2 separate regions of the Homo sapiens genome follow, and region 1 is linked to region 2. A link is a loop called in an ENCODE intact Hi-C map of the cell type or tissue named here. Cell type or tissue: gastrocnemius medialis. All regions are shown on one strand.

Evidence for each region. Peaks named below come from ENCODE experiments on the same cell type or tissue, not always from the same donor. Only the 100,000 strongest peaks of a DNase experiment are listed, where the experiment ranks them.
Region 1: a loop joins it to region 2, with 2.7 times the contacts of the local background. A loop is called at or near these places in 7 of 110 quality-filtered maps.

The regions. Positions count from the first base shown.
Region 1 is chr19:38,887,751-38,892,750 of GRCh38, reverse strand. It overlaps SIRT2 (sirtuin 2), which reads left to right. Exons shown (of 16, transcript NM_012237.4): 5 at 2,607-2,648; 6 at 2,790-2,896; 7 at 3,006-3,062; 8 at 3,596-3,664. Among named protein-coding and RNA genes, the nearest start is that of SIRT2, 9.4 kb to the left of the region's middle. In gastrocnemius medialis, no CTCF peak of the experiment used is centred here; a DNase peak (open chromatin) is centred at 1,880; H3K27ac peaks cover 4,914 bases.
Region 2 is chr19:38,711,299-38,716,298 of GRCh38, reverse strand. It overlaps ACTN4 (actinin alpha 4), which reads right to left. Exons shown (of 21, transcript NM_004924.6): 9 at 1,738-1,830. The region is part of intron 1 of LOC107985291 (a long non-coding RNA gene); the gene reads left to right. Among named protein-coding and RNA genes, the nearest start is that of CAPN12, 31 kb to the left of the region's middle. In gastrocnemius medialis, no CTCF peak of the experiment used is centred here; DNase peaks (open chromatin) are centred at 1,725 and 2,898; H3K27ac peaks cover 5,000 bases.

The DNA of each region.
Region 1 (5,000 bases), 180 kb before region 2:
GAAAAAAAAAAATAGTCAGATATGGGGGCGTTGCCTGTAGTCTCAGTTACTCAGGAGGCTGAGAAGGGAGGATTGTTTGAGCCCAGGAATTGGAGGCTGCAGTGAGCTATGATGGCACCACTGCACTGCAGCCTGGGCAACACAGTGAGACTCTGACTCTAAAAAAAAATAAAGTAATAAAATTTAAAAGATAAATAAAAATGCAAATGCTTAGAGCAGGGCCTGGAACATAGCGAGAGCTGTGGCAGGGTGTGCCGTGGTTATTACTACAGGAGGCTTATTTCAGATGTGGTGGATAGGTGTCCACTTACTGAGTCAGCATGAAATTTATATTTCTTTTTCTTTTTTTTTTTTTGAGATGGAGTCTTGCTCTGTTGCCCAGGCTGGAGTGCAGTGGCACAATCTCAGCTCACTGCAACCTCCACCTCCCGGGTTCCAGCAATTCTCCTGCCTCAGCCTCCCGAGTGGCTGGGATTACAGACGCACACCACCACGACTGGCTAATTTTTTGTATTTTAGTAGAGACAGGGTTTCACCATGTTGCCCAGGCTGGTCTTGAACACCTGAGCTCAGGCAATCCACCCTCCTCGGCCTCCCAAAGTGCTAGGATTAGAGGCATGAACCACCCGTCCCGGCCTGAAATTTATATTTCTTGCCACAAGTTGAGGTCACCAAAGTCTGAGAAACCAGGCCCTTGGCAGTCCTCAACTAGAACAATCGACCCTTTGTGGTTCCTGAGCAGCCTTTTGTTGAGGACATCTTCTCCTGTGTCCCTGTCCTCCAGCTGCCACTGTCTCCCTCCTCAGGCAGCCAGGCCTGCTGCCCTGAGCCTCCCTCTCCTGCGGCAGGCGAGCAGCTGTCTGCAGCCATCTTTTAGCCTGGGCAGGCCCCAAAGACAACACAGGCAGTGGCTACAAAGCATTTGTTCCTTGTGTCCTCCTGCACCTGGATTCTGGGGTAATTGGCTCATGAGGGTGCCCAGGAGGAGATAGTAATGAAAAATAACAATTAGTTGAGGCCGGGAGTGGTGGTTCAGGCCTATAATCCCACCATTTTGGGAGGCTGAAAGCAGGAGGATCGCTTGAGGCCAGTAGGTCAAGACTAGCCTGGGCAATAAGCGAGACCCCCTCTCTGCAAAAATTTAAAGGTGAGGCTCCAACCCTCACCTCACTGCTCTAAAAATTTATTATTATTATTATTTTGAGACAGAGTCTCACTCTGTTACCCAGGCTGGAGTGCAGTGGCGCTATCATGGCTCACTGCAACCTCTGCCTCCCGGGTTCAAGCGATTCTCCTGCTTCAGCCTCCCGAGTAGCTGGGATTACAGGCGCGTGCCACCACGCCCGGCTAATTTTTGTACTTTTAGTAGAGACGGGGTTTCACCATGTTAGCCAGGCTGGTCTTGAACTCCTGACCTCAGGTGATCTGCCCCCCTCGGCCTCCCAAAGTGCTGGGATTACAGGAGTGAGCCACCGGGCCCGGCCCTAAAAATTTCTTTTTAACCACTTAATTGAGGCTTCACTATTTGCCAGGCACTGGGCTCAGCACTTTACAAGTGCCCTATTATTTGATATTCACATTATACCTGTAAGATCATTATGGAAGTGATCTGAACAGAGGAGGAAAAGGAGGCACAAAAAGGTCACGACTCAGTGTAGGGTCAAACAGTTGCCAAGTGGCAGAGCCAGGATTTGACCCCAGGTCCCCTGAATCCAGACCACATGTAGCCACCACTGGATTCAACCAGGCCTGGCCTGATGGCATCTCAGAGCTGAAGCTCAGGGCTGAAGCTGTGGCAGGCTTTGTGCTCTGTTCACCTTTGCTGTCCTCCCTTGGACAGGGCATCCCAGAGGCATCTGATCCACAGCATATCACACTTGTGCCTGTCTATCAGCTGATGGGCAGATGCCAGGGTACTATGGCCTGGTGGCTACTCACCAGCCACCAGCTAGCTATTTCTGCTCAGCCCAGGGTTCTTATCCTAAAGTGGCCTTTTCTCAAGTCCAAGTTGGTGTGATTTCCAACAGTGGATTCTCTTTTTTTTTTTTTTTTCCTTTTTTTGAGATGGAGTCTCGCTCTGTCACCCAGGCTAGAGTGCAATGGCATGATCTCGGCTCACTGCAACCTCCGCCTCCCGGGTTCAAGTGATTCTCCTGCCTCAGCCTCCCAAGTAGCTGAGATTACAGGCACGTGCCACCACGCCTGGCTAATTTTGTATTTTCAGTAGAGATGAGGTTTTGCCATGTTGGCCAGGCTGGGCTCAAACTCTTGACCTCAGATGACCCGCCTGCCTCAGCCTCCCAAAGTTCTGGGATTACAGGCATGAGCCACTGCACCCAGCCCAACACTGGATTCTTTATCCGCTGGCTGGCTCTTCCGCAGTTGATTGTGTGACTTCTTCCCCTATCTGAGCCCCAGTTTTCTCATTTATAAAATGGGGATGTTAACACCATCCCCGTCTAGATGATTGGAAGGCCCGTCATGCATCTGAGATGCTTGCCCCAGGGCCTGGCATGGAGTAAACGATGTCAGGGGCTGTGATGGGTGGTGCTATCGTAGGGACTGAGCAAACGGTGTCATATGGTGCATAAGTTCCTCTCCTCCAGGTCGCAGAGTCATCTGTTTGGTGGGAGCTGGAATCTCCACATGTAAGTAACCCTTCTCCCCCAGCAGCTACCCCCAGGAACTGGGGAGTCCCTCCCAAGGGCTGGGGAGGAGCCCTATCTGAGCCCTGTCCTGGGAGGGTTAGTATGGTATAGACCAACTGCTCCCTGACCCCCCTTTCCTAGCCGCAGGCATCCCCGACTTTCGCTCTCCATCCACCGGCCTCTATGACAACCTAGAGAAGTACCATCTTCCCTACCCAGAGGCCATCTTTGAGATCAGCTATTTCAAGGTTTGTGCTCCCCCAGGAAGGGGCGTCTGTGAGGGGTGGGGATGGGGTCACCTGGCTCCAACCCTCACGCTACCTGGGGCATCTGGCCCTCTGGCTGTCTCTCCTACAGAAACATCCGGAACCCTTCTTCGCCCTCGCCAAGGAACTCTATCCTGGGCAGTTCAAGGTGAGATCTTTGTTTTGCAGGGGGCGAAACAGGAAGGGTTGGGGGAGGGCACGCATGAGAAGCCCCGCCAAGGCCCTGCAGACAAATATTATGTAGCCATTAAGTACATGGGTGCTGGGCCCAGACTGCCTCGGTTCAAGTCCTGGTTCCTCGTGTCTTCATCTTACGACCTTGAGCCTCCGATTTGCCTCCTGTGAAGTGAAGCTAATGGTACTGTCTGAAGAGGGCTGCTGCGAGGCTTAGCTGACTAATGATGCCGTTGAGAGCCCGGGACCCTGCAGCCGGGCTGCCTGGGTGTGAATCTCAGCTCTGCAGCTTACCCACCGTGTGACTTTGGCAACACAATCCCCTTCCCTGTCCTTCAGTTTCCTCATCTGTGATCTGGGGATAGCAGTGGTCTCTCCCCGACGCGGCTGCTGTGACGGTTCCCTGGGGGTAAAACAGTCACAGTGCCTAGAACAGTTCCTGGCATGCGGCAGTGGCCTGTGGCTGTTCCCTGCAGTCGTCAGCAGTGCTGTCGCTCTTCCCTGCAGCCAACCATCTGTCACTACTTCATGCGCCTGCTGAAGGACAAGGGGCTACTCCTGCGCTGCTACACGCAGGTAGGCGGATGCGAGCATCCTGGGAGGAGGATGGGCGGGTGGAACGGGCATGGTGTCCTCAGCAGAGGAGCAGAGCTGCGTGCCCAAGAGCTCAGGCGGGGACTCCAGCAATGCGGGGCCAGGGCTTGGCCTACTGCCTCCTTGCTGCATGACCTGCCGTGAGTCACGTCTTCTCTGCCTCAGTTTCCCCTTCCGTCAAACAGGGGCCAGAAAAGGTTTGCCCTCTCAGGTCTGCCCTCTCAGGTCTGCAGTGCGGTGGCAGTGACCTCCTCTCAGGGCCATCCCATGTGTGATGTGGAAGGAGCCTATGGCTGAAGGGACTCTGTGTGCACTATAGGCACCCCAGATTTCACATTGGTTATGAGCGAGTTTCCAAAGTGACTTCATCTAACAAAATCCATACACTATGACACGTGTCCAACAAGTAGATGTTGTGCCTTAAGGAAGGGGCACCTTTTTATAGTTTTTTGTGCTTTGCCCAATTATAAACATGTCTCGTACACGTCAGGTGCTTAGCCAAGGGCCTCTCCCTGGGGCATTCAAGCAAGGATGGCTCACATTGTTGGCTTCTGGTTTGGAGAGTCTCACACCCCTAACAGTAAAAAAATCTTGATGGGCTGGGCACAGTGGCTCACACCTGTAATCCCAGCACTTTGGGAGGCCAAAGCGAGAGATAGCTCGAGCCCAGGCGTTTGGGACCCGCCTGGGCAACATAGGGAGACCCTGTCTCTACAAGAAATACAAAAATTAGCTGGGCAGGGTGGCGTGTGCCTGTAGCCCCAGCTACTCAGGAGGCTGAGGTAGGGGGATTGCTTGAGTTCAGGAAGTCAAGACTGCAGTGAGCTATGATGGTGCCACTGTACTGTAGCCTGGGAGACCTGGTTTCAAAGAAACAAAAAACAAATCAAAACAACAACAAAATGTTGCTGCCTCTACCTGTTTTATGAATATGTATAGAAATGACATGATGCACTACAACAGTATTAATTCAAGCTCTAGATCACACCTCAGAACCCCGAATTATAAAACAGGTGGCCGGGCGCGGTGGCTCACGCCTGTAATCCCAGCACTTTGGGACACCGAGGTGGGCAGATCACGAGGTCAGGAGTTCAAGACCAGCCTGTCCAACATCATGAAATCTGGTCTCTACTAAAAATACAAAAATTAGCCAGGTGTGGTGGTGCCTGTAACCCCAGCTACTCGGGAGGCTGAGGCAGGAGAATCGCTTGAACCTGGGAGGCAGAGGTTGTAGTGAGTCAAGATTGTGCCACTGCACTCCAGCCTGGGTGACAGAGCAAGACTCCATCTCAATTTAAAAAAACAAACAAACAAACAA
Region 2 (5,000 bases):
GAAAAAGAAACAAACATATTCTTTTAGGAACTACTCAGATCTTTAATGGAGTGAGAAAGGGTAACAAACAGTTGGACATTCTAAAACAATTCTAGGCCAGGCACGCTGGTTCACACCTGTAATCCCAGCACTTTGGGAGGCTGAGGTGAGTGGATCACCTGAGGTCAGGAGTTCAAGATCAGCCTGACCAACATGGTGAAACCCCATCTCTACTAAAAAAAATACAAAAATTAGCTGGGCGTGGTGGTGCGCGCCTGTAATCCCAGCTACTTGGGAGGCTGAGGCAGGAGAACTGCTTGAACCTGGGAGGCAGAGGTTGCAGTGAGCCAAGGTCGTGCCATTGCACTCCAGCCTGGGTGACAAGAGTGAAACTCCATCTCAAAAAAATAATAAAACAATTCTAGAAGTACAAAATCAGTTATCTGCCAGCACGGACAAGCTGGAGAAGTGGTTCCCAAATGCCAACTTCTGGCAAAGTGAGAAATTCAAAGACAGAAATACCTCTGTGTGGATACATTGTGAGGCGTGCTGCCAGCTGCCCTTTCTTGGCAATGGCTGGGGTTCTAAGAATAACCTTTTTACCTTATCTTGGTGTTAGAAGTGCTGGTGGTAACAGATGGTAGTGTTTCTTTTTAAAACATCCGTAACTTGGCAAAATAAAAAGCTGGCCCTCTTAGGTTGGACATCCAATAGTTTTTCAAATTTTCCTGGTCTATGAGATTGCAAAATCTGGGAACCACTGGTTCTAGATGAGCAGTCAAACCACTGCTCTTTGGGAAATTTTATTTTATTTTATTTTTATTTTAATGGAGTCTTGCTCTGTCGCTAGGCTAGAGTACAGTGGCGCAATCTTGGCTCACTGCAACCTCTGCCTCCCAGGCTCAAGCGATCCTCCTGCCTCAGCCTCCCAAGTAGCTGGGACTACAGGTGTGTGCCACAACACCCGGCTAATTTTTGTATTTTCAGTAGAGACAAGGTTTCACCATGTTGGCCAGGCTGGTTTTGAACTCCAGACCTCAAGTGATCCACCTGCCTTGGCCTCCCAAAATGCTGCGATTACAGGTGTGAGCCACTGCGCCCAGCCTACGTTTATTTTTTAAATATGGAGATTTCAAAAATGAAGAGCCTCCAGAAGAGTTGTACTAACCACCCTTATTTCCAACTGAAGCATTGGGTTTGGACTCTAGAGCAGGGCTGCCTGGGTGAAGCCCAGCTCTCTGTCCCACTAGTCATGTAACAGCAGGCACGTGCCTGACCCTCCCTGGGCCTCAGTTTCCTCACTTGGAAAGGAGGATAATCCGAGTTCCCGTCTTGCTGGGCTGCTCGTTAAGCACCTGCACAGGGCCTGCTATCCTATTGGTTCCCAGGCCCCTCTCCATCCTTCTGAATCACTCTCTCCAGGGCCAGGGCACGGGAAGAGGGGCTTTCACAAAGCTCCCCAGGTGATTCTAAAGCACTGAGGTGCCCAGGAAACACTGTCCCTGAGCATCTCTGTAGGAACCCAAGCTCGGGAGCCCAGGGGCTGGCTGGCAAGGTGGCTGCCGGTCTGACCCTTAGCCTTGTGGAAGCAAACGGAGAGGTCGTGTACACACCAGCTGGCTAAATGCCATGGTCTGTGACCACGCAGCCTTTTCTAGGTCATCTCGCTGCCACACCTGCTTTCCCCCTGCAAGAGTCACAGTGACCTCTGGCTGAGGATAATGAGGTGGCCCTGACTTTCACTGGGGGAACACTCACGTCGCTGGCCAGCTTCTCGTAGTCCTCCATCAGGTGCTCGTTCTCTTGGTTGACAGCCAGCACCTTACAGATCCGGTTGGCGGCAGTTTCAGCCTGGAGGGGAGCACACAGTCAGGGCTGCCTGGGGGCTGGCCACCCTCCCTCCTGACGGGCACGTCCCTTGAAAGCAGCTGGTCCATGGCCCACGGAACTCCTCACAGAGGGGAAGGAGAGGAAGCACAGCTCCAGTGAGATGGTGCCCTGTCCCAATAGGCCTTGTTGGCATCCTCACTGCTGACTGCAAAATGCCCCTGGGTCCAGAAAGCCCAGACCCTGGAGGCACCGAGGAGGGTTGGGGAGCCCTCCCACTGCTGCTCGCAAACCCTCTAGTGCCCCACACAGAGGAGGGTGAGGCTGGACGGGTCGGCTGCGTTGGACCTAAGACTGCGGAGGAGTCTCTCCCGGTGGGAAGGTGAAAGGATGGGAAGCCGAGAGCTGGAGAGCTGGGGGCAACAGAGCAGGGGCGCCCGGGTCCCGGAGGAGCCTAGTGGTCCGTGCACAGGAGCACACTCAGGCCTGTCCACTCTCCTGCCTTGGAGGCAATGTTAATAGGAGCTCCAGAGGACAGAAGTCACCATCCGTGGGGCAGAAAAGTGCTGGGGCTTTGGAGGGTGAGAGTGGTGGACATAGTCCCTGGGCCTGAACTACAGGAGAGCGTCCTGCCCTGTCCTGCTAGGGGGCAGTGAACAGTGTAGAGGAGGCAGGGGGTGCACACGGGGAGAGAGAGACCAGGTACCTTTCAGGAAGCACAGAAAGGGTCCAAGAGGAGGAGTTGAAACGGCAACAGAACAGGAACAGAAAGAGTGAGGAGGGTCTACAGAGTGATGGGGAAGGAAAATGGAGAGGCTTGGCCAACGGCTCAGAGCCAGTGCTGCAGGCAGCGACGCCCAGCCTCTCCCCTCCACACATGGCACCTGGAGACAGGCGGGGAGGCGGCAGCCGGTGCTCGTGTGAGCGCACACACGCACGTGCACACCCCGCGCCATGCTGCGGGACACACACCCAGGGCCCCAGGCGGTGCTCCTCAGAGATGAGGTCCAAGAGGTTCCTCAGCCAATGAACATGGGCCCCAGGCCAGTGTGGAAAACACAGCCAGGGCTGCAGCTTGTGGGGGTCACAGAGGTCAGTCCCTGACTCCTAACTTGGCAGAGACAACTGGCACCCGAAACTCAAGTCCTCTCTGTGAGCACGGGGCTGCCGCAAGGCAAGGGAATCATGTTTCACCGCTGAGTTCCCGCATCCAGCTTGGGGCTCAGTGCACTGGCGGTGTTCAGGGTTGCTGAATGAGTGAGTGAATAAAGGAACGAGGCGGGAACGCTTCGGTGACTAGAAATAAATGATCTCAGGACAGAATGGGCACACTGGCGCTAGACCTGGGGTTCACTCTGCGTTTATAAAACATGAACCCCAGAGAGCACTCTTGCAAGAGCTTGGACTGGGTCTCTGGGGAAACGAGGCAGCAGGAGCAGCACCACGGGGCTGTCCTGAGGAGCACACAGGGACCCAGCACTTTCCTTTCTGACCAGCCAGCGCCCTGCAGCCGGGCCTCCACTACCCCCTCAGAGAGGGGCCAGTGACAAGCCTCCAGGCCCAGTGCCTCAGCACCCACCCATACTGTCCTGGGCTTGCCTGCCAGTCCCTGCTCCCCCAAAATCCCTCAGAGCCTCCAGACTGGAGTTCAGCCCTAAGCACAGGGGAGCAGTGTGGGTAGAAAGAAAAGCAATCTGGTGAGGCCATGTGGTGGGCAGGGGGCTGGTTCGGGGCCCGTAGGGGTGAGTCCAATGGCAAACATGCTGTTAGTTGGGGTCTGTGGTGACGAATCGTCCATTGCTGCTGGTCCCTGCCCACCCTCCCGCGGGAGTGTGGGTCAGGGGTCCTCCCTCCACCCTCCTGGCCCGTGCCCTCTAGCAGAACACTCCAAACACAAGCTCCAATCGCATGCTGAGGAGGTGAAGAGGCCTTTCTGGCCCGAGGCTGGGAAGAACCACACTCCCCACCACTGTGGCTCCCTGGCAGCTGCCTAAATGGCAGCTGCCGTGCCAGGCACTGTGCTAAGCCCTTTGCCTGCAGGAGCTCGTTTCACGCCCAGAACAATCCTGTGAGACCGAACTACAGCGATGCCCATTTCACAGGTGGGGAAGCTGAGGTCAAGTGACCCACCCAAGGTCACAGTACCAAGAGGTGGCAGAGTGGGGCCAGGCCAGACTGACGGTAGGTAATGCACCTGCTAGTTGGGAGGCTCAAAGCAGGGGTCCACAGAAGGTACGGCCCCCCCCTTCTAGTTTTAGGAATAGCTGTTTCCCTAAACTTCAATTCCTCCTCTCTCAAATGGGGCTAACTGCGCCTAGCCCTCCTGGGGGTGTGCACAGGGACCCTCTGGAAGCCTGTGCATGTGAAGGCCTTGGAGGGTGCCTAGCGTGTAGTACATGTTCAGTAAACAAGAATCGATTCTGCCTCCTCCTCTGAACCTGTGCCAACTGCTGACACTTCAAAGCAGGCATCGGGAATGCTGCCTGAGATACTTCAGAGACCACAAGGCAAGCGGGGGGAGCAGTGCTTGGGCCTCTGCGTGAACGCTGAGGGCCCGGCAGGAGCTGTGAGGCAGCATGAGGTCAGCTGGGCCCAGGAGGGCGGCCACTGCCACGCAAGCTCTGTGGGCTCTGCCTGGCCTCTGGAGGGCTGGGACCGTGAGTGCAGGTTGGGCTGCACATGCTGAGCCTTTCCTGGCAGGAAGGAGCTGCAAAACGGGTAAAGCCCAGTGCTCCCCACGAAGGGCTTGGCAGGGGCAGGCAGGCAGCCCTGGTGCAGATGATGGACAGGGCGAGTGGGAACGCCGGGCAGTCAAATCCCAGCTCTGCCATTGACTGTAATGCAGGGCTTCAGTTTCCCCGCCTGAGAGCCTAGGATGCCACCACCCACCTCCCAGGGTGGGCTGTGTTCAAACAGAGGTCTGTGACTCCTCAGCACAGGCCCAGCACCGGCCAGGCGGGAAACCTGCCCCAGGGGACCTTCCGAGTCAGAGGCCGGCAGGGTCAGTCTGTGTGGTGTGGCGGCCCACGGCCTGGCCAGGGCTCCAACCACAGATGGCCAGCGGTGATGCAAGGGCGGTGGTGAAGGCAGGTCTGCAGCCCCAGCAGCGAGGTGTGCCTGGCCCAGCTCACCTTCTGAGCCCCCGAGAAAGCGTGGTAGAAGCAGGACACGTAAGTCATGATGGCCTTCTCATC